Regions from separate parts of the Mus musculus genome. Here regions 2 and 3 are each linked to region 1. The links are chromatin loops, found by intact Hi-C in ENCODE. Cell type or tissue: heart. All regions are shown on one strand.

Evidence for each region. A loop is a pair of places that touch in the nucleus more often than their neighbours do. Peaks named below come from ENCODE experiments on the same cell type or tissue, not always from the same donor. Only the 100,000 strongest peaks of a DNase experiment are listed, where the experiment ranks them.
Region 2: a loop joins it to region 1, with 2.6 times the contacts of the local background. A loop is called at or near these places in 14 of 42 quality-filtered maps.
Region 3: it touches region 1 in a loop (3-fold over the local background); 16 of 42 quality-filtered maps call a loop at or near these places.

Annotation. Positions count from the first base shown.
Region 1 is chr7:120,837,932-120,845,931 of GRCm38, reverse strand. It overlaps Eef2k (eukaryotic elongation factor-2 kinase), which reads right to left and starts at 3,101. Exons shown (of 18, transcript NM_007908.4): 1 at 2,832-3,101. Gm36449 (a long non-coding RNA gene) reads left to right here and starts at 2,421. Exons shown (of 2, transcript XR_378468.3): 1 at 2,421-3,333; 2 at 4,412-4,805. In heart, CTCF peaks have their summits at 2,924 and 3,128; DNase peaks (open chromatin) are centred at 1,761, 2,411 and 3,111; H3K4me3 peaks cover 2,923 bases; H3K27ac peaks cover 2,402 bases; H3K27me3 peaks cover 397 bases.
Region 2 is chr7:120,894,307-120,902,306 of GRCm38, reverse strand. Eef2k (eukaryotic elongation factor-2 kinase) reads right to left here. Exons shown (of 18, transcript NM_007908.4): 16 at 6,999-7,123; 17 at 2,761-2,939. Among named protein-coding and RNA genes, the nearest start is that of Gm15774, 18 kb to the right of the region's middle. In heart, no CTCF peak of the experiment used is centred here; a DNase peak (open chromatin) is centred at 446; H3K27ac peaks cover 770 bases.
Region 3 is chr7:121,029,889-121,037,888 of GRCm38, reverse strand. It overlaps Mettl9 (methyltransferase like 9), which reads right to left and starts at 3,444. Exons shown (of 5, transcript NM_021554.2): 1 at 2,914-3,444. The coding sequence starts at 3,078. In heart, a CTCF peak has its summit at 3,472; DNase peaks (open chromatin) are centred at 2,508 and 3,378; H3K4me3 peaks cover 3,150 bases; H3K27ac peaks cover 2,273 bases; H3K27me3 peaks cover 2,289 bases.

The DNA of each region.
Region 1 (8,000 bases):
AAGAGAGGGTTTCTCTGTGTAGCCCTGGCTGTCCTGGAACTAGCTATATAGACCAGGCTGGCCCCAACTCATGGATCTGCCTGCCTCTGCCTCCCAAGTGCTGGGATTAGAGATGTGCACTGCTCCAGCACTGCTAGATTCTTAAGCTTTACTTATGGGCTTATCTGTGTTTTTTGCTTTTCTTTTGAGACAGGGTCTTTCATAGGCAGGCTGGCCTCCAGTTCCCTATGTCGAGGCAGTGACCTTGAACTTCTGACTGTCTTGCTTCTTTCCTCCCTAGTTCTGGGATAGGGGGCATGGTTTATGAAGTGCTGAGGTGAAACCCAGGGTTTTGTGCCTATTTGGCAAGCATGCTATCAGGCCACATCCCCAGTGCTGGTTTTTCATTCCAAAGAAACTGAGAAATGAGTCCAGTGCTCAGGGCATCATAGACAAGCTGGGTGCTATCTAGAGCAGCCTCTACTGGCCCAGCCAGAGACCGTGTCTCCCAGCATCTCCCGCAACTTAGTGAGACCACGTGATTGCATTTAGGCATATGAACTGTGGCCCAAATAACTCTGCACCACGACCGGGCCCACTCATCGGCCCACTCATCGGCCCACTCATCGGCCCACTCATCGGCCCACTCATCGGCTCACTTTTCACACCTTGACCAGGGCGGGCTGATGACATTTCCACAGCATCACAGAGCACCTTCTCTGAGCTTCAGAAAGGACAGGGGCTCCATCACCTGACCCAGGATCGCAGGACACTGTGCCTTCCCTCAGTCACCTGTCTCAAGCTATTCTCCTTACTCAATCTATTGCCAACTTGTCCTCCTTCACATCTATTGACACAGCCCCTCCTTCGGAGCTGCCTTCCATTCCCAGGAGGCAGGTGCTATTTGCTTCTTTCTACTGGGGAGAAAGCTGAGGAACGGAGGACTTCAGTGACTTGCCTAACAGTAGTCTCTATTTCCTTAACTAGAACACCCAGGAGCAGCTAGGAACCTCCCCTGAGAATTTCTTAGAAATGCAAATTGGGCACCTCCCCGCAGAGCTCCTCAAGGAAACTCCAGTGTGGTCCAGCAATCGGAGGCCGGCAAGCAAGCCATGCAGGGGGCAGCTGTTGATAGAACCACAGCCCCGCACTCACTCACTCACCTCTGACTCTTCAGCCTGTGAAATGTTACCGTACTGCAGCGACTGACTCAACCCTTTTCTTTCTCCGAAGCCTTGTAGTCTGTACCTGTAGACCCTGGTTGCAAGAGTTTAGTCAGATACTCTTTAATTTGGTGTGTGTGTGTGTGTGTGTGTGTGTGTGAACACGAAGGTGACTGTGGAAGTCAGAAGAGCACACTGGATGCCCAGGAGATGGTGTGGCACGGGTGAGCCACTCAGCCAGGGCAACCGAGTCCCCATGATCTTACAGCTCTTTCCCCTTTCACTTCAGAGGTAAGTGTTCTCACCCTCTGAGCCGGCCATGCTCCCCCACCCCCCCACAGGCCCTCATCCAACAAGCTTTTAAGGCTCAAACCCAGGATCATCCCAGGTGTAGACCCGGTGGCACCCTGGGACTTGGAGGTAACTGATTCCTGCAGCTGCCTCTCTCACCAACTAAAGCCTTCCTAAAGGCTGTTGCTACTTGGTTGCTGTGCCTGATCCTGAAGTTTTTCTCCTTCACAATAGAAATTAAGGTAGAGAAGGAACCCTAAAAACAACTCGATCCTGCCGTGCACCCCTAGGTTCCTACAGGCCGTTCCCAGGGGGGAATTAACAGCTGCCAGCTGTGGATGACAAGATCTCTTGGGGCGAGTCTGATCAGTGCAGGGTAAAAGGTTTGAAAATACTATGTTTGTGAAACAGCGTGGCATGAGCCATTCAGGAAAGTCACGCCTAACGCGCTCAGACTCTCAAAAGAACCCAGTTCTTTGGAACAAAGGAGTCGCTCCCCGCTAGCCTTCCTTTCCCAGGAACTGTTGCCGCAGCAGAGAGGGGTGAAGAGCTAGCTGTCTAAGGTCGGGGTTTGAACACGGCCTGGACCCACTCCCTCCACTGGCTTCGTCCTCCTCACAGAGCAAACAGCACCTTCCCCGGGAAGTCTTCCCAAAACTTCACTCTTAACCCCTACACTCACAATCCTTGTTTACTTACTCTACATTCCCTACCTGGCCTCTGAGGATCTGGGGTCCACTCTGGACCTCGGCTTTCTCCTCCGTAATATCTGTTCAGTGGTCCCAAGCCAGGGAGCGCCTCATCGCGGAGGACGCAGAAATACTCCCCCAAGGAGAATTCCCAAGTCAGATCTCACTCTTCCGAAACGCACGCGATCAGTCACACACAGGGCGCAGCTGGGCAGGTTTCCCGCAATCCCCTTAGCCGACACTAGCTAGTTTTGGCCCAGGGCTCACCCAGGAGGTCCCCGCCCCCGCGCCACCAACTGCATACGAATGCTCAGCCCCTTGGCGCACAAGTCTCCAACGCCTGCCAACACCCCAACTCCCTCAACCAACAATGCTGCAAGGGCGTATGCAGCTCAGACCTCGAGGTTCCGAGAACTGAGGCCCGCATAGGCCTCTAGTGTGGGGAACCCGGCGAGGGGAAATGTTACTTGGGCGTTTCAGGGGGACAGGCGGGCTCGCCGAGGCACAGAGGAGACCCGGGCGGAGGCCCGCGTGCGCTGCCTGGTGCAACCAGAACTGCGCTCACCGCTTGCCAACGTCTTTCTTTCCTTCCTTACAGACGCAAACACTGAGCCTCGGGGGAAGCTCTGCAACCAGAGAAGCGCCCCAGTGGCCTTTCGGGGGGCTGCTGCAGCGGGACGCGCGGGCTCCCCATCTTCCCGTCACCTACCTCCCACAGTGTGGCAGGCGCGACAGCTGCTGCCCACGGCCGCAAGGATCCCAAGGAGCTGGCAAAGGCTGGCGGCCGGGCGCTCCAGGGTGCAGGGAGGGAGGAGAATCCCCGGTACAAAGCGCAGGCGACAGAGAGCCAGGCCCGCAGCCGCAGTGGGGCGCCTGAAGACGTCGGAGCGCTGGAGCCGAGCACGGGCTGGAGTTGGGGCTGCTGCCGCTGGGGTTGGAGCTGGAGGCTGGAGGCTGGGACCAGGGCTGGGGCGGGACTGACGCACGGGGCGCACGCCCGGGCTCACGTGGCCGTCCCCGGGTGGCCATCACCTCCATGCAGCCGCCGTGTTGTCTTCTGGCTCCCCCGCCTGTTGAACGCTTCCTAGACACCTGGGTCTAACGTTAGATTTCATGCTGTGTGTCTGGTGGCGCATACCCTTAACCCCAGCACTTGGAAGACAGACTGCGGGCGGATTTCTGAGTTCAAGGCCAGCCTGGTCGTCTACACAGTGAGTTCCAGGGCTGCACTGAGAAAACCTGTCTCAAAAAAAAAAAAAAAAAGGGAAATCTTAAGGATTTCATGACATAATTTTGAAGAAATTTAACACTTTCAAGAGAGGGAGGGGTAACGAAGGAGCAGGAGGGGGCAAAACAACAAAAATTGTGTTAAAAACTCATAAAGAATCCAAATTCATGGTAAGCACATATGTATTTAATATTTACATATAAATTTATAAATATAAGTATAGAAAATTATACACGTATATGTAAATATTTAATATATAACCTATATATTTTTGTTTAAATTTAATATTTGTATATAAACATATATTCGGTTTAAATTTATACAGTTCGGCCTACCTGACAATTCCAACTATTTCTATAATTTTTAATTAATAACTTTATCAGGGCCGGGCGGTGGTGGCAAATCCCAGCACTCAGGAGGCAGACACAGAAGGATCTTTGTGAGTTCAAGGCCAGCCTGGTCTACAGAGGGAGTTCCAGTACAGCCAGAGCTGTTACACAGAGAAACTTTGTCTTAACAAAAACAAAAAAGAAAAATCTTTGTCAAGCCTTCCTGGACTCTCTGGAGGGAAAAATCACAGTATTCCTAACTCTGAGCCTAGGGCCTGGCACATAGTGCTTAATGGGTGGGAACTTGGGCATGGTGGTAGACCTCTGCAGTCCCCAGAAAAGCAAGGCCAGCCTGGGCTACATGGTGAAGCCCTTTCTCAAAACTCAAATCTGGTGCAGTGCATGGAAGGAAGGTAGCCCTTGGAAGATGTAAAGACTGAAAACCAGTGGAGGCAGGCATGTGTACTTTGAGGTCATATCTCACCGTATACTTTAGAGTAAAAATCTAAACAGTTGCACATTTTGAGCTATTTGTCCATCCAGCTGCAGTCAGCTATATAAGGTATGCAGGCACGACTAGCTGTATTGTACAGATCATAGGACTGAGACTTATAAAGAATGTATCTTGCCCAGGGACACAGTTAGGAAAGGGTGTGATCTATTTCATTTAATAAAGCAACTGTTAATAGACTTACTGACAGGAGAAACACCATAATATCTATTCTGCCACAGGCTTGTCTGGCCTGGGCTTTCAGATTAAAGACCTGAAGACCTGAACCACCTTGAAGTTGTACCAGCAAAAACACCAGAAACATCCTCTACACTTTGTACTTCCAGAACCATGAGCCAAAAATCCACCTTTTAAAAATTACTTATTTTATGTGTATGGGCGCTTTGTCTGCATGTCTGTCTAAGAGTGTCTGGTTGTCCAGAACTGGGATTACAGTTGTGAGTTGCCATGTGTGTGCTGGGAATTAAAACCAGGCCTTCTTGAAGCACAGCCAGTGTGCTTAAGTCTCAGCCAGTGGTTCTCAACCTGTGGGTCCCAATCCTTATGTCTGGGTCAAATGCCCCTTTCATGGACTGACTGTGTGCTGTAAGCTGAAATAAACCCTTTCCTCCTCAGGTTGCTTTTGGTCATGGGTCTTATCACAGCATCTGACGGTCTGTAGTAGTGTGTTACTGGTAACAAAAGGACCTTGCACACAGGCGAGAGTACTCCTCATACCATTCCTCACAACCTTCCTAACTGTCCTCCACTTAGCACACGGAACAGGCTAGGAAAGTGGCTTTTCCAAGGTTATACAGAGGCATGGTTTAGCCCAGATCTGGGTCTATGCAGATCTCTTGTGTCCTGTAGGCTCTTTGGTGTTTGAGAGCAGTAAACCTGCTCTCCCAGGGGAAGTCAGGACTTCAGACTGTTGTCAGCATGAACATTCCCCGCAAAACATTTGATTCCCCCCCCCCATCCCCTTTCTTTTTAAGAGACAGGATCTTTCTACACAGCTCTGACTGTTGTGGAAACTCACTGTGCAGACCAGTGCTTCTGCCTCTCAAGTGCTGGGACTACAGGCATGCACCACCACACCAGACAAGTTTGATTTTCTTGATTAAGATCCCATGTTGCCACATGAACTCAGAAAGACGAGTGCTTTGTCCTGGAGCTGCCCAGCATGACAGCTCGAAGGATGTGTGCCCCACCTGGCCTGCCCTTCTGGAAGATCAGCCCCACAGCACAGGGAGCTGTACCACCACTCCCAGCTAGATCCATATTTTCAGTGTCTACTTTCCAAATAGATAATGACACTGAGTATGTTTTCCGGTACCCGTCAGATGCTCCTATAGAACCTAGCGATTCCACTCTCAGCTATATGCCTAAGGGTAAAGAGATTATGCACCATGCAAAAGAAATTGGAGGTGTTGATAAGATGGCTCAGGAGGTAAAGCCATTTGCCAAGCCTGACACATAATCCCGAGTCCATCTCTGGGACTCACGTAGCAGGAGATAACTAATTCCTGCAGGATATTGTCCAGCCTCAACATACATACATGCACATACACAAAATAAATTGCTGTAATTTAAAAAAGAAATTAGAATAGGTGCCCACATTTAAAATACAACAGCAAACCCAGCTATGTATGGGGCTGGATGGGGTGGCACATGCCTGTAATTTTAGAACTCAGGCCGAGGGCTGAGAGATCGCTTAGCCTTTGAGGACACTGGCTGCTCCTCCACAAGATCAGTTTCCCAGCACCCACATGGTTGGTGACAGCTGTGGCTCCAGCTCCAGTGGCTCTGATGTCCTATTCTGGCCTCTGCTGACACCAAGCATCTGCTGTGGTACACAGACATACATCCAGACAAAAATTTAAAAGTGGCTGGCTCACTATGTAGAAAATATCCAAAATATACAAAAAAAGAATAAATAAGTTTAAAGAAAAAAAAAAAAGGCTGAAGCAGGATTGCTAGTTCAAGACCAGCCTGGGCTGCATGGCTAGAGCAGTTTTTTTGTTGTTTGTTTTAAAGATAATTTACTTCATGAGTGTTTTGTCTGCGTGTACCACACACATACATGTTGCCTGTGGAGGTCAGAAGAGGATGTCGGGTCTGGGTCTCCTGGAACTGGAGGTTTCCAGTTTTGAACCGCTACATGGGTCCTGAGAACTGAACCTGGGTCCTTTTTGAGAGCTACAAGTGTTCTCACCAGCTGAACCACCTCTCTACCCCAGGACAGTTTTTATAAAGACTAGCAGAATCCATGAAATTACTCTTCTCCTATCTTAGGGTGTTCTGAGAGTGAGGCGTCTAGCTTTATTTGCCTATATGTTTGAATAGGAAAAGATCTGGAAGAATCCAGACCAGTTTAGTTTTGTTCTGTTTTTGTTGGTTTTTTTTTGTTTGTTTGCTTTTAATGCGGTGGGCCTCACTGGTAAAGGAAGACTTTTTTCTTTCAATTTTACACATAGGATTGGGCATTTAAAAATGTATGGGCACACTTGTGGTACCATTCAAACATAGAACCCACTTCCTTTATGTAGAAGGGGAGGCAGATTTATGAAGTAGGGACATGAACAATGGCTCTATCTCTGCATTTTTCTTTCTTTGCTCCCGTTTCACTAGGGAACACTGGTTACTTTTATGACAGTTACAGTTAAATGTCACTTAGAAACAGAAAACCCAAAAACTAAACACAGCCTGGTTGCCCTGGCTTTTGAGGCCTCCCCACCCTTCCCTGGCATTGGCTGGGTTTGCATTTGATTTGCCCTTGCTGTGTCACGCAGGCATAAATCACCAGAGAAGCATGGTCAGCAGGCATGGGGGAGGCCAGCCAGCAGACAAGGCTGCTGGAGAGAGGCTGGGTGGGAGCAAATGGAAATCTTTGCCTCTCTGGGGTTGGAAGCAAGCAGGTCCTGAACACCTTGAAAAACAGTTGTGCTCTTCTCCGAGGCCTGTTTTTGTATCATCAGGCCTAGGAAGTGTGGAATAAACTCTGGCTTGTACTAAATTAGGGCTCTGTGTGTGTGTGTGTGTGTGTGTGTGTGTGTGTGTGTGTGTGTGTGTATGCTCAGAGTTATTCTGGGGAGACAGCCTACATAAAGAGAACTCCGTGTCCTTCCTGTGACTGCAGAAAAGGGTGATCTTCCAGGAGGGCAGGCCAGGGCCTGCCCATGTCCAGACAATAATTCTATTAGCTCTTAGGATGGGCAGGTCTGGGCAGAAGTGTTTGCCTCTGCCTTTGAGTTCAAATGGCAATGGAATTCAGATCATGTGACCTTCACCAAGAATAAAACATCAGGGCACGTGTGTTATAGCTTATCGCGTAGATCAATAGTGTGTTTAATCTGTAGGAGACCCTGATCTTGATCTCTAGCACTCCAGTGCATACACACACACACACACACACACACACACACACACAGACAGACACTTAAAAGAAGAAAAACCGTTTTTGTTTTTGTTTTTTTCCAATCAGTATTCTTTTGGTCAATTTTGTCCTCAGTCCTGAAGATATGGCATTGGGTAACTAAGAAACTATCATTTGTTTTCTCCTGGTAGAGGCTTATCAAGTCCCTTCATGGGCAAGGGTAGAGAAGATATTCACAGGATCCCATAGAACCTTGGTGACGATCTTGAGGTATAGGCGGCAAAGGATTGCTCAGGTCCCTGGGATGGGCATCCTCGCGGTGCCTGCCCTGGATTGCCAGGTTTGATCTTTGAATGACTCACTCACTGGTTAGGAGCAGATGCCGTTCTTGCAGAAAATCATAGTTCACTTCCTCCATCCACATCAGGTAGCTTACAACTGCCTATGACCCCAGC
Region 2 (8,000 bases), 56 kb before region 1:
GAGGTTGCATTGTTTGATAATAGTGAAGGGAGATGAAATATTATGAAATTTTCAGCCTCATTTTTAAAATTGCAAAACCTGTCCATAAATTCTAATATATAATTGCCCTTCATGGAGGGGGTGAGGGTGTTTCCAGGATCCATGAAGCAGAGAAAAATCTGCTCGCATCAGAGAGTGTGTCCTATTTACATATGGCCTATGCATTCCTCTCCTCTTTGCTTTAATCATCTCTAGATTACTTGGACAGCCACACACAATGCAGGTGCCACACACGGAGATGTGCTGTGCTCTCTAGGGAATGATGTGGCTTGAATGGAACGTGCCCCAGGGGCTCACAGCTTGAGTGCCGGTCCTCAGCTGGTGATGGTCTCTGGGAAGGGTACAGAGCATTTAGGAGCCTTACAGGGGGAAGTATGTCAGCTATGAGGTTTTACGGCCTGCCTCACTTCCTGTTTTCCCTCTCTGCTTCCTGTGTAGAGGACACGGGATCATCTTGCTTCCCAACTACTGGGACAGTCTCCGGCTCTTGATCCAAGCTTCCCACCACGATGGACTGTAAGCCGAAATCCCCCCTGGATGCATAAACCAAAATCAGTCCTTTCTTCTTTAAGTTGTTTTTGTCAGGACAGCCTATCACAGCGATGGAAATGTGACAAATACAGAGAAGAGTAGCAGGAAAAGTCTATGTCTAACCAGCTACAGATGCACATAGTTTTTCCTTTTTGGGGACAGGGTCTATGTAGCCCACACTGGCCTGGAACTTGGAATCTCCTTCATCAGCCTCCTCAGGGCTGGGTTTACAGGTGTGCACCATTGCAACGAGCTTTGCAGGTGCAATTTAAAAAAAATCCATCTTTGGGAGAGGCCGGTGAGAGGGTTCATCAGGTAAAGGCACTTCCTGCCGAGCCTGGCAACCTCATGTTGATCACTAGGACCCACATGATAGAAAGAAAGAACTGACTCACACACATGGTAGAAAGAAAGAACTGGCTCACACACATGGTAGAAAGAAAGAACTGGCTCACACACATGGTAGAAAGAAAGAACTGGCTCACCCACGGTACCTTCTGGTTTTCACACATGTGCTGTGGTGTGTACATGCACCACACAAAAGAAACACACAAAAGAAGTAAGGATAGTCTCTTTGTGGATGTAAAACCTGTGATTGGGAGGACTGACTGTATTCTTATTTAATTTATATACAAATAATTTGACCTGGGATGCTTTTGTCTGCCCCCCCCCCCGCAACCCCCGCCTTTTTTTTCTCTTTCTTTTCTTTTCTTTTCTTTTTTTTCTTTCTTTTTTGGCTTTTTGAGACAGGGTTTCTCTGTGTAGTCCTGGCTGTCCTGGAACTCACTCTGTAGACCAGGCTGGCCTCGAATTCATTAACCTGCCTCTGCCTCCCGAGTACATGTGCCACCATTCTCTGGCCCGCCCTATTTTTTTTTCAAGTTTTGGGGGGTGCACGTGCCATGGTATAGGTGTGAGGTCAGAGGCCAATTCTGTGGAGTCAGTCACTTCTCCCCTCCCACCTTACATGGGTTCTGATATCAAACTTAGGTTGCCAACATGACCTCAGACCCCTCCTCCCCTACTTTTTGTTGTCTCCTTATTTTTTTTTGAGGCAGGGGCTCCCCCCCCCTGCTCCCCCCCCCCCCCCCCCCCCCCCGCCATTGAACCTGGAGCTTGCTAAATCAGCTACACTGGCTGGCCAGCAAGCCCTCAGATCCACTTGTCTTTGCCAGGCCAAGGCTGGGATAACAGATATAAATACCACATCCTGCTCTCCCCCAACCAGTCCCCAAAACAGGGCTTCTCTGGGAAGCTTTGGCTGTCCTGGAATCCTCTTTGCACACCAGGGGGACTCCGTAGTGCTAAGATTAAAGTCGAGTACCACCAATGCCTGGCTTACATCTTGTTTTTACGTGGGCTTTGGTATTCAAATTCAGGTCCTCACGCATATGGGAGGAGCAGTCAAAAGGATCCAAGGTCATTCTCAGCTACACAGTGAGTTTGAGGTCCACTGGCCTACATGAGACTCCATCTCTGAATGAATGAATGAATGAATGAATGAATAAGGAAACAAAGAATTAAGGTTTAAAAAGGAGCTGGGAGACTGGTTCAGAAGTTAGTAGCAGGGGACCAGAGTTGAGTTCCTAGCACTCACGCTAGGAAGCTCCCAACTGCCTATAGCTCCAGCTCCACAGGGTCACACAGTTTCTTTTGGCCTCCTCAGGTAGGTCTCTCTCTGCCCCCTCCACCTCACTGCCACGTGATAAAACAATGGAGCAAACCTTGCTAGGCATACTGTTCACTCAGAAGGCAGGTGAATCTCTGGCCAGCCTGATTTATACAATGAACTCCAGGCCAGCTAAGCCTATACAGCCACACCGACTCAAGGAAAAAAAAAATCAGGGCTGGAGAGATGGCTCAGCAGTTAGAGCATCTGCTGCTCTTGCAGAGAACCCAGGTTTGATTCCCAGCACCCACGGCAGCTCTCAACTGCCTGGTAACTCCAGTTCCAGGGGATCCAACTCTTTTCTGGCCTCTGAGGGTACCAGGCACACATGGGTAGGTAAACACTCATATATAAAATAAAATATGACAAAGTAAAATTAAAATGTTCATCTACATACCAGGTCCATAGAGTCCCCTACTGTGGAAGTGACATATCTGGTAACCTGTCCTAATCCCAGTGGGATGAGAACTATAGACCTTCACCAGCCCTATCCTGCCCCAGGGAAGGTCTGTGGGCCTCACCTGATCTTTGGGGGTTCTTGTCCAGTCCAAATCCCCCGGTGAGCAGCATCTCCGCCTCCCTGGCCAGCAGTGCGTACTGGGGCTCGTCCTGTATCCCATCGTACTCCCCGCCTTCATCGCAGTCTGTTGTCTCCAGGGCTGTGTTGTACCAGTGCAAGGCTTCCGACCAGTCTTGACACCTTGCCAGGAGACAGGAGGGGAGAAGGATATTACCATGGCGATGGGGTAGGAAGGCAGAGGACCACTGAGCTGGAGGGGCAAACCTGGGAGAAGGGCAAGCCTGGGATCCCAGGGGGACCACCACCTCTGAGCTACAAACTATAGTACCAAAGGCCACCACATCTAAGTGACACACCTTCACACTGTAGACTTTTTATGTTTATGTTTGTTTTTTTTTAAATTGGATTTATGTGTCCCCGAGTGTACACGGGGGTGGGGGGAGTGGGGGGGTAGAGTTACATGTGGTTGTGAACATCCTATTGTGTGCTGGGAACCAAATTCCAGTCCTCTGGAATAACAGTAAGTGCTCTTAACCTCTGGGTAAACTCTCCAACCCCAGTTTCTTCCTTCCTTCCCTTCTCTTGGGTTTTTCAAGACAGGGTTTCTCTGTGTAGCCCTGGTAGTCCTAGAATTTGCTCCATAGACCAGGCTGGCATTAAATTCAGAGATCTACCTGCCTCTGCCTCCTGAGTGCTGGCATTAAAGGCATGTGCCACGACCACCTGGCCTCAGTTTTTAAGGGATCTTCCCTTATATTTTTAAGGGATCTTCCCTTAACAAAGCTGGTTCAGTACCACAGCTCTTTCACCAATGGAAGGAGAATACCTTGGGGGAGAGGAACATCGATCTAGGACTGTACCTAAGTACCCCATGGCCTAGACGTTGCAGGGAGAGTGTCCCTGCTACGCTTCCCCTTACCCAAGTGGCAGAAAGGGACAATGCCGAAGCCTCTGGAACAGTGTTTCTCAACCTTCCTACTTCTGTGACCCTTTAATACAGTTCCTCATGTTGTCATGATTCCCAACCATAAAATTACTTTTGTTGCTACTTCATAACCGTAATTTTGCTGTTATGAATTGTAATGTAAATATCTGTGTTTTCTGATGGTCTTAGGCAACCCCTGTGAAAAAGTCATTTGACCCCAAAGGGGTTGTGACCCACAGGCTGAGAGCTGCAGATCTAGAACCATCTGAACTAAGAGAAATAAACCAGACCCCTGTTTCTTTATTTGGTAACAAGGTCTGCTATGTAGGCTGGCCTTGCCTGTGAGAGCCGTGCTTTTGCTTCAGCCTACCAAGGACTAGGACTACAGGATCTACCACCACAGTCAGCCAGCCCCACAAGGCTCTGCGCCCCCTAGGCTCTGCCTGTGCCTGTGCCAGCTGGCCCTGTTCTCCACTGCACATGGAAACTGCCTTACTGGATCTCCAGCTCCTTAATCTACAGAAACACACATAAGCCAAACCGCCAAGGGGGCACCTAGGTCCGTCCGAGCCAGAGCTTCACAATACAAACCACAGAGCTAACACAGCAGCTGGCTGCTTCTCTTTGGGTGTCACCCGTCTGAGGGATTATTTACTGTGCATTGCCAAAGGCCAGAGAGAAAGTCCGACAGAAGGGCTAGAGCATCCCGAAGTGTGCCAAGAACAGCGGCTCTTGGTGACTTTCATCCTGACTGCCTGGCCTTGGCTTCCTCCACCATCTACTCTATGCCAGCTTACCCCCTTCCATGCCAGAGCTGCAATCCTCCCAAGCCCAAGCCAGCACCTGCCTGCCCCTGAACCTTTGTTGTCTCCAACCTGGAACATCTTTCCTCTAGCTCTGTCCATACCTGACTTTGCATCCTTCCAACTAAACCACCCCTTCTGAGAACAGCGTTTGTCTGCAAACACTTAGTTTCCTAGAACAATGACTGGCCATCAGTCCCTTGTCTCTGGCTTTGTGGCCTTATTTCACCAGAATATGAGCCTTAAGAAGGAAAGAGCCATGTGTGTCGTTTACTGCTGTGCTTCCCGGGCCTGGCCAGGAGCAAAGACTCCATGAAGGAGTGTTGACTAAATAGATGTAAGCATTCAGCTGGCAAGGTTGATGTCTAGGAGCTAACCTTGGCTCTACTTAGTCTTTGACATAAAGTTGAATACTCAGCATGTAGGTGACTTCAGGCAAGTCTCTTCATTTCTCAGAACAGTTTAGTCATCCACAAAACCCATAACCTGTCATGCGTGTGCAACTCCTCCCGAGAAGCAGTGAGCCGAGCCCTGCACTCTGCATCAAGCAGAGGCGTGAGGGAGTTCTCGGTGACACATCGGTGACATTGGATCACCCTCTCAAAGTGCCCTCCAAGAGCACTTGTTGCTGCAGACACCTGGCACAGGGAGGCCAGATGTCACACGCCAAAGTTTTTGACTCTAAGAGCTTGATATGGAATAGCCACAGACATGATTTTTCTTTGGAACCCAGTAGAGAAAAAGTCCTCTGTGTGTGTGTGTGTGTGTGTGTGTGTGTGTGTGTGTGTGACAAATGAGTGTCCTTCCTCAGGTGTTCTCCACCTTGGTGTTTTGTTTTGTTTTGTTTTCCTTTTGAAACAGGGTCTATCACTGACCTGAATCTTGTAAAGAAACTCAGCGATCCACCAATTTCCATTTAGTGTTTTCTGAATGTGTTCTAGGGGATCAAACTTAACTCCTCATGTCCAAGGCAAACAATCTACTGACTAAGCTATCTCTCCTGCATGGGAGATGGATTCTCGACTCCAGAGACGGTTCCTGCTAAGCTATCACAACATGGGCATACAGAAAAAGTATGTTTCCTTCTCGTTTCCTTCTAGAAAACCTCAGAAGGCTCCTGAAAAGCCAGGCTTCTGTGAGATCCATAGAGAACCAGCAATGGTTCCCATTAGGAGATCAATTCTTTTTTTTTTTTTTTTTTGGTTTCTCTGTATAGCCCTGGCTGTCCTAGAACTCACTTTGTAGACCAGGCTGGCCTTGAACTCAGAAATCCACCTGCCTCTGCCTCCCGAGTGCTGGTGCTGGGACTAAAGGCATGCGCCACCACACCTGGCTTATGATATCAATTCTATCACTGATTTCTGTTTTTGGATTCAACAATCTTTCATGCCACACCAAGGAACCAAGAGGAAGCCAGACACCTTCCACTCTTCACACTGCAGAAACCAGCCCCCGCATTTCAGCCTTAAGGTTGCAAAAGGAATACTGACAGTTGTTTTGCTGGTGCCTTCAAGAGCCTCAAAACCACTAGGGAAATGTACCCGGAGCTTCCTCCTTCCGTCTCACTCCTCTTAGATGGGAAATACACATCAGACTGTGATAGAACTCAGTGCTAGTGTACTGCCATGCCTAGATATAATCTGCCATGCTCCATCATAAGAACACAATCAAAGCAAGTGTTGAGAGACGGTTTTGTGCCCTCTGTATTTAGATGCTGATTTCTGTGCCCAGAGATCTGGTTGCAATCCTGACGCTGGTATTGCCAAGCATCTCCTGTCTCAGTGTTGTGCAAAGACTGTTTCTTCTCCATCACCTCTGATCGGTTAATAAAGAGTTGATCAGCCAATAGCTGGACAGGAAAGGAGGAGGCAGGACTTCTGATCCCAGTGAAAGGATCCCCGGAGGTTTCCAGGAGAATTTCCATGAGGACATGAATAGAGCAGGAGCAGCCAAGGACTAAGGGATCAGGTGACAGGACACATGGCTAGGTAGTAGGCAGCATAGTATGGTTAGAACAGATGTGAACCCTGCCCAGCTATAGTACAAAATACTTATTAATAAATATACTCGGTCTCCAGGTCATTATTTTAGAGCAAAGGTGGGTGTAGAAAAGCCCTAAACTTTTACAAACAAGAGCGGAAAAAGGCAGTCAAAAACCACCCCAAACTCTATTCTCTATAGACAATCATACTGAACTGCATAGTATTTCTGATTTTTTCCCCAAAGCAAATCTTTATAGATCCTGGCAAAATAGCTGCCATCTATCGCATACTTTCTCTGTCAGGCACTGCAAGGAAGGTATTTGACCTTCATGGGATCATCTAGCGATAGATGCTATCATTACTCCTATTTCACCAAACGAAAAAACAGGCCAGGGAAGTTAAGTAACTTGTTGAAGGCCACTAGATTGGTAACAGACAGAGCTAGAACTCATGTCCATCCTGAATGAAAGGAAAAGCATCTCTAGTGGCCCAGATTACCCCCAACATCATCAGGAGACAGTCACAATACCTGTCTGGGCTGAGGTTCAGGCCAGTGTCAAAAGCTCGGGCCACTAAAATCATGGAATGCCTGTCACCAGCTTCTGCCGCCTTCAGTAAGTAATCAAAGCCTTTTGTCTTGTTCTCCTCTGTCTCCTGTCAAAAAGCAAAGGCACAAACATCAAATGTGTATGTGTGTGTGTGTGTGTGTGTGTGTGTAAAGGGCTCCCTTGTCAATCTCCAATTTTTTAAGTTGTAAGAGTTCTGGGCTGAGATGGCCATAGAACATGTCCATGGCTTTTGGTATACTGATAGACTTGTTCAGCTATCTCCACCATGGATTTAAGAAACGAAATTTTAGCCAGGGTGTGAAGGTACACGTCACTTAATTCCAGCACTAGGGAGGCTGAGGCAGGAGATCTCTGAGTTTGAGACCAGTCTGGTATACAAGAAAGAGTTCCAGGACAGTTGGGGCTATACAGAGACACTCTGTCTTAAAACAAAACAAAACCCTACATGTTTATCATGTTTACTTATTTATTTACTGTGCATGAGTGTGCATGTGTCACGATGCACGTGTGAAGGTCAGAAGACAGCTTTGTGGGAGTTGGTTCTCTCCTTCCACAGGCCCCAGGGATTGAACTCAAGGGGTTGTGACAAGTGCCTTTACCCACTGAGCCGTCTTGCTGGCCCAACTTCAGAACACCTTACCAGTTTAAAAAAGAAATACCATATCCCACAACTCACAAGCTTTCCCTAAACCCTTCTGTCTATAATATCCCAGCCTGAGGCAATGACTGGTCCACTTTCTGTCTCCGTGGACTCTGGATGTGTCATATACATGAAGTGGACTAAAATGATATAACAACATGTGGTCTTTGTGTCTGGTTCCTGCCACATAGGTTGCAGCACGACTGAACTTCATTCTTTCTCCCGATCAAACGTTATTCCATCATCCCATTGTCTTTATTCCCCTCATCCACTGATGGGAGAAAGCAACGTTGCTGTGACGACATCGTGTGCACACGTGCAT
Region 3 (8,000 bases), 190 kb before region 1:
TAACCATGTAAAAACATTGAGACTATGCTTATTTCAAAGGCTACTCAACTCAGTGAGACTAGTTTGGCCCTTGTTTCTTACCAAGGTAAAGCTTAACTCAGTTCTGAAGCTAGTACACTGGACCAAGGTACTTAGTTTCCAAGATAAGCCTTGATCTCTAGCTCTAACTACTACATAGCAATTTTTAATGAGTAAATGTTACCCCAGATCTTTCTCTTAACCAAAGAACCCTGCACCATAAATCCTTCATAAAACACTACCAAGAAAACCTGGGTTAAGTATGGTTTAGCCCTTAATTCTTTCATGAAACTCCAAAAGAACCAGATGCGGCTGGCCTTGGAACCCACACACCCAAATGAACACCAGAAAGCCTCTATAAAACTATTAATTTGAAGAGGGGAAGCCATTAAAGCTACTTCACAAGCAAGAAAGTTATGTAGCAAACCAGGATTCTGAAATATAAAAGAAATAAACCATATACCCGCCAGGAGTGCAGAAAAGACAGTCTTCCACCCTGCATTAGTTCATGGCGGCCTCTAGGCACACACTTCTTTCATCCTGGTCATTTTCATCTTTACTCACAGATATTTATTTTCATAACAAATTTATTCACCTCAAAAATACTGTCTGGCAGAGTATAGTGATATACACTTAAAACAATCCTGGTACTCAGGAGGCCGACGTAGAAGGACTCTGAATCTGAGGCCATCCTGAGTTACACAGACCCTATCTCAAAAAACTAAGGGTAGCCAGGTGGCACATGCCTTTAATCCTAGCACACAAGAGGCAGAGGCAGGCAGATTTCTGAGTTCAGTATCAGCCTCATCTACAGATTGAGTTCCAGGACAACCAGGGCTACACAGAGAAAAACAAACAAGCAAACAAAGAACAAGCCACGCATGGTCATGGAACACCTGTAATCCTAGTATGCTGGAAACTGAGGCAGAAAGACTGCTTTGAGTTCAAAGTCAGTCTGAACTACATAGGAGTACTAGGCCAGTCAGAGCTACAAAGCCCTGTCTCAAAATTACATATAGACAAATGGACTGACAGACAGACATACAGACAAACTGACTATGGATGAGGCTTAGTGGTACAGTACTTGCCCAGCATTTACAAGGCCTGAGTTTGATCTTCAGCACCACAGAAATAAATGAATGTATGCAGTTAGAAAATGCCCTCTGCTGAGAAGCACTGAGATAGTGTCCTCTGCCATCATTCTTCCTGGGCTCTACAGTCACAATATATATAGTGTGTGTGTACATGTGTGTGTGCGCGCCTGCACACGCTCATGTGCTGAAGAAGTCCAGAGCTATCCAATCCTGCAAGAGCTGGGATTACAGAGTTGTGAGCTGTCTGAGCTGTAGCTGTCTGAGCTGACTGAGCACAGTCTCTTAACTACTGAGCCATCCCATAAGCACAATTTCTATGAGCACCTAAATCAAGCCTCTGCAGTAATCCCAAGTGTTATCATAAATACCGACAACTGGGAGACTCAACCGCAATTCCTCATCATAGGGAATAATCGTTTTTTCTATCCACTGCTTGTTAAACACAGCATTTCCAAGTCCTTGTTCCACACGGGCATGAGGCATTCTGATCCTACTTAATTAACAGTGTATACCTCAGAGTTGTCTCTATGACACTGAGCCAGCATAACATAGTCTGTGACAATAAGCATGGTTATACAATTTAAGATGTTATACTAAGTTTATCGCACTCCTAACAATACTACATAAAAGGGCATCTAAAACGCCACAATCACTAGTAAATTTAAATAATGAAAATCGAGGATTCCTTCCAAAATAGAAAATGAGGTCTGAGTATTGATCAGGGTAGAACAGTTTCCAGGACCTGGGTTCCATCCCAACACCATAAAAAAAACAACACAATCCAGTTAATAGCAAATAAAATCTTAATGCTGTTATACATAAAAAGGTGAGGTCCAAATAACACAAGGAATCATTCCTTACATCTCTCTGTAAAAGCAAGACATACTAAACTCAGGCTTTTAGAAAAAGCGCAAAGTTTGTCTAAATTCAAAGGCTTCTCTTCTGTGACTGCAAGGTTAACCACAAACTACTTACGGTCAAATGCAAACTACCTCCCTCTTAATTCAACAGCTGACCCATGCATGTTTCTTTAAGTGGTACAAATAGCTAATGAAAAGACCATCCAACCCCATCCAACCGGTAGAACCCCCACGGCTCACAATCCATTCATTAGCTACAAGAATTCACTGCTGAACAGTTCAGATTTTTTAAACCTCTCCGTTTAAAGCTTGCATCATCTTCCTCCTCATCCCAACCTCTCTGGTCAGCTCACTAAACCCAAGTTGAAAGGACACGTCTCATAGGCAGAGGGGGAGGAGAGTTCCTAGGCTGGGAGCCCAGACCTGTCAAACACATTTTTTTAAGTGCTTCGGGGAAATGTCAGCCGAAATGTTCACGAGGCCCAGTTTAATGTCTTTAGAACCCTTTGTATATCCAGAGATTCGGCCAGACAAAAAGAGACCGGCTTTCGGTTTTGTCCCTCGGGGGGGTAGAGGAAGGCTGGCTGGGTGAGAGCTGGGGCAGTTTTCTGCTCAGGCCCCAGTGCCAGTTGGGTGGCCCTACCCAAAGTTGCTCGGGTCCTGAGGGCGGACGCGGACGCCGCCGCCGGCCTGGGAACAATGCGGGGCTTCGGGGCGCCCACGCTGGGGCCCGGGGAGCCAGGCAGCAAAGGCTGTCCCCCGCCCGCGCCGCCGAACAAAAGGCGCCGTGGGGCCAGCGCCCGGGCCGGGAAAAGTTTGTGAGAGGCCGGGGCCGAGGCCCGAGCGCGCCGCCCCGCACAATGGCCCGGCCGAGCGCGGGAAGGCCGAGCGCCCCGCCGCGCCGCGCCACGCCCCCGCTCCGCAGGGCTGCGGCCCAGTACCTGGTGCGTGTCCTTCCCGCCGCCCGCGGCCGCCGCTGGCCCGCCGGGGCCGCTAGTCATGTTCACGTACAGGGAGCGGGAGAGCGGGCTCCGCAGCGTCCACATCCTCCGCGCCAGCCACACGGACGCCAGGCTCAGGCACAGCCAGCCCGCCAACAGTCTCATCGGGGGGCCGCGGCCGCCAGCTCGGATCACCGCCGGGCCCAAGCCCAGGAGGAGGAGGAGGAGGAGCCGCCGCCTCCGGCCACCGTCGTCGCCGCCGGAGCTCGAGCCATCGCCGCCAAGTCGCCCGTGCAGCCCCCTTCGGGGCCGAGGCAGAGGGAGGGGGAGATGGCGCGGGAGGGGGGGCGGGGGAGGAGCGGCAGGCGCGCGGCCTTCTCACGTCCCCCGCGGCCCTTCCCAGCCCGGAACGCCAACGACTCCAGGTCGTGTTTCCACCCGGTGCACGTACAAACGCAGGAGGGGCGTCCTCCCTGCCCAATGAGCGGAGACCGGGAGGCCCGGGAGTTGGGAGAGAGGGCGTGCACGTCCTCCGTGGCGCCGCCTGGACTCATAATGGCGGAAGATCCGGGGGAGACTTCCTAAAGGGGCTACTAGAGTCTGGCCCCTCCGAGGAGGGGTCTGCAGGACTTCCGGGCTTGTCTTGCCTTAGTAACTACCCTGTGGGCCCCTCGATTACACCTTTGACCTAATTGTTCCCATTGACACAGACCCAGGTTTATTCGATAGACCCGCGCTGCCCTTCTTGCTACAGTCTTGACCGTCTATTTAATAATTTCCATCTGGGGTCAGCGAACCTGACTCCCAACTCCAAAAGCCACCCGATAGCTGCAAAGCAGAGAATCGAGGGGGAAAGAATCCCACCGCCACTCCCAGTCCCGGTGTTCCCAAGCCTGAGAAGCGGCTGTCACAGGTCTAGTGAAGCCCTCATGAGTGAAAGCTCTGCCTTTGTTGGAAACTGTTGCTCCTGGAGCACTCAACGAAATGTGATGGAAAATAGCATCTGCTGGACAACGAAGGCCACAAGTTAGTCCTGGCTGCCATGTTTCCTTGCAAGTTAGTCCTGGCTGCCATGTTTTCTCAAGCTGATAGAAGTTGGACCAGACATTCTTAAAATGTGCTCGGTCTGGGGAGATTTAGCCAGATATTTCTTAGATCATTTATAGCAGGAAGAAGCCCAATGTTTCTAAAATGAGGGTCATGAGATGTCGTTGTGTCTCAACTGTTGCTACTAAGCTACAGCATATTTCCTAGCCCAGCTACTCACACCTTCCTAGGTTTGTTAGAATATGCTTTTCATTTGACAGCGACAGATTCTGTACATTAATTTTAAATTAATTATAAAACAAATTTATCTTTACGTTAATTTCATCACACTACACTGAAGAGATTTCCGTTTATGAAATAATGACCCCTGGATGAGAAATGGCATTCCTTATCACAAACTCCTTAGGTGTTAAAGTATCTATTTACCATCTTTCGTTAATAAGAATATTTTGTTACCTAATGTGCATAGAATATAACAAAATACTTTGTCTTCTCTCATTCTGGTATATTCCCTGACATCTCTCCAAGTTGGGTGTTAAACCCAAGACTATACCTTACTAAATTGAGCTCAACTTTCTAGAAGTACTGGTCCAACATACTTAAAAGAAGCTATAATAGTGAATGTAAATGACTGTATTATGTCCCCTCTTTGAGTTCCAATAAAGCTCTTCTGTATCAAACCAGAGTCTTCACCTTTTTAAGTAAAGAGGAGATACAACAAGAGTGCATAAACGGGCATATTTCATTTCTAAAGACAAAGGATACAGAAAACTGTGTCCTAAGATTAAGCTTGCTTAACCACAGCTCCAAGACTTCAATCCTAAATGTATCCTCTAAACAAGAAGCAAAGATACATCTGATAGGATCTGAAGAATTTGGGGTGAACTTGACAGCTAAGACACCTACCAAATTTTGCTTTATGCCTGAGCAGCTCACCTAAAAAAATAAATTACCCTCACATTCAAACTACTCTATAATCACAAACTACTTGTGTAAGTGTGATTTACATTTAGGAAGCACAGGAAGAAAGCAAAGCACAGCATAAGCAAATGAAGAAGCAAATATGATAGCAAACCTTTTTATAGAGGGTGGTATCCCAGCTCCTGGCTTTTCGATCCATCCAAGAAGCCTTGCTGTCTCTCCTCTCAGCTTCCTGAATTACAAATCAGGAGGAAGGAAAGCTGCAAGAGTAAATATACTAAGCAGAAGTTCAGATTGCCCTCAGGCCTGCTACTAGGATGTCACTACTGTACATTAAAACCTCAGTTATCCATGATGGGAATAGCAAGAGACACCCCTAATACAGAAAGCCAAAGATGAGGCAATATCCTTTCCAATGTGGCTTTGAAATGTAGGTATTAACACTCAAGAGTCACATACCTGCTATCCTTGTGCCTGCTGACCCTGAGTGTCTAGCCTGGGTTTCTGTTCTATTACCAGAAATTGTGGCTGGGTCATGCAGGCAAGCAGCTTGTTTCTTAAGCAACTTCCCCTAACTCTTCCCTTACCTCCCCCTCCCCTTTCTTCTCCTCTCTTTAACCCTCCTTTCCTTTTCATCAGTCCTTGTTATACAGGCTAAGCTGGCCTTGAACTCACAATCATCCTGACTATGCCTCACAAACACAGGGATCACAAGAATGTGCTGCCACTCCTAACTTGAGATTTGCTTTTCAACTTCACAGTACAATGTGAAGAAAAACCACAGAAAGCTAGAGGCATGGATTTGCAGAAGACTTAAAACCATTGTAGCCTCCTTGTGGAGCTAATAGTCTAAAAGGACTCCTGTAATTTAATGTTTTTCTCCAGTTTTTTTGTATATACATGCATGTGGGTGTGTATGTATGTATGTGTGAAAGAGATTGACTTCGGGTGTCCTCCCCTATAGTAAGAATTTTGGTTTCTATTTAAAAAAACATAAATATTATGAGAATATGTTTTGTTTTAAACCCATGTGTGGGATGTGGGGCTGTTTCAGATTGTCCATAGCAGCTATGATTTGCCTCATGCTCTAGCAGGGGCACTGTTTTGCCAGCTGCAGATAGTTTCTGTGACTGTGAGACATTTGGAGTTCTGAAGACTCTTCAGAGGGTATATAAATGCTTGAGCCCTAATAAATGAGTTGTTGGGTTGGTTGCTGTTGGTTGCAGTTTGTTAATTAGCATGCACAAAGAAGAAACAATAACAACAAGAAATTAAATATCCTGACAGCAAAGATCAAACTTGTCCCAAGGGCCCTGATGCCCCTGATCAGCTAGAGGTAGTCTAATGATAGCATCATCTTTTCCCCTCTCTCCTTTCTTCTTTCATATCTACTGTTAGGAAGTTGAAAGGGTAGAAGAGAAACTCACAAAGTAGCCAAAAGAATGGCTACATTCCCCCATCATAATCCATAATTTTTTTTTTAAGACATGGTCTGTCACTGAACCCAGCACAGATGAGGTGGCTGATCAGCAAGTTCCAATGATCTGCCACACTCCCACAGTAGGGTTTTACACACACACTCACACACACACACACGGTAAGGTTACATACATTCTCTACCATACCACCAATGCTGGGAATCTAAACTCATCAAAAGCAGAGGGTCACTTTACCCACAGACACATTTCTTCAGCCCATAGACAAATGTTTTTAAGCTTCTTAATTTTTGGTACACCTTCAGAAAAAGGTATGTTTGGCCCAACATATTAAATGTGTATTAAATTAAATGAGACAAATCCTATCTAAAAACAAAAACAAAAACCATGTGGTTTTAAACGCCTCTAAAAACTAAGATTAGCAAATTATTTGTTTCAGAACTTTTGTTTCATTTTTTTGCTTTTCTAAACAGGGTTTCTCTGTATAGCCCTGGCTGTCCTGAATTCAGTCTGTAGACCAGGCTGCCCTAGAATTCAGAGATCTACCTGCCTCTGCTTCCAGAGTGCTGGGATTAAAGGTGTACCACCACCACCCAGTTTATGATCTGGATCTTAATTATCTCCCTAAGGTGAAGTGGAACCTTCTAGTTTCTTCAGAAAGTTGGTTATGTCAAATGATGTTTTGCTGGGGCACACAAGTGAAAGGATGCCTTGCTAAAGCAGACATGTGGAATAATGTTTTCCTGAAGCAGACACAGGTGAAAGGATGTTTTGCTGGAGCAGACATGTAAATGGACGCATGATGAAGGAGTATAAATATGGACCTCACTGACAGTGGAAGACTAGCACTGAGCATTGGTTTGGTTTGCTCTGCCTCACTATTCTTTGCTAACTACATAGCATTGTTGAGCTCAACTTGTGGTGACAATGCCATTGAGAGAAACTCACCAAAGAACTGCTTGTGAGGTTCTTGCAGTAGCTTGCCACTTTTGGGGCTCTGCCTCTGGCCTGTTGGTGAGTCTGGCGGTTTCTTCGGGATTGAACTACAGCTGCTGGTTCATGCCTGTTGTCTCCTTGCCAAAAGTATTGGTCTGTGGCTGCCAGTTCTCATGTGCTAGAACTGCCTAGTGCTAGTTCTGCCTGCCTAGAAGATGGGTCTGCAGCTGCTGAGTCGTATTTGATGTTTACTACAGGACTGAACTGCTGAGGAAGAAGATCGAGCTCACCTCCAAAGAACCATTGTTGAACAGATCCAATTCCCTGGTATCCCAATAACTTTTCTCTTCCACTGCCTCTGCTGGGTGGTGGGCTAGAGGAGAGGTTGAACTCTTATTAAAACTAGGTTGCAAAAAATGTATGCCTGCACTAAAGTCTGTAATATCCAAATTAAATTCAAGACCACCCAGTAACTTCCCCCTTCAAAAAGGACTTTCCAAACTGTACTAGCAGGCCAAGTGCAGAGCCAGATAAGGAAGCTGGCTGACTAAACAAATGTAAAAACCTAGTTTTAGCAGTCAAAATGATTAAGCCTGCAGCTACCAAAACAATATTAGCTGTTCTCAGAGAAATAACCATAACAAGATTAGCAATTCTCCTGCCCCCACCCCACACTAAATTCTGACAAAGACTACAAACCACCCTGACTTTGTTGCAAGAATTCCCCTGACATTAATAGCTATGACA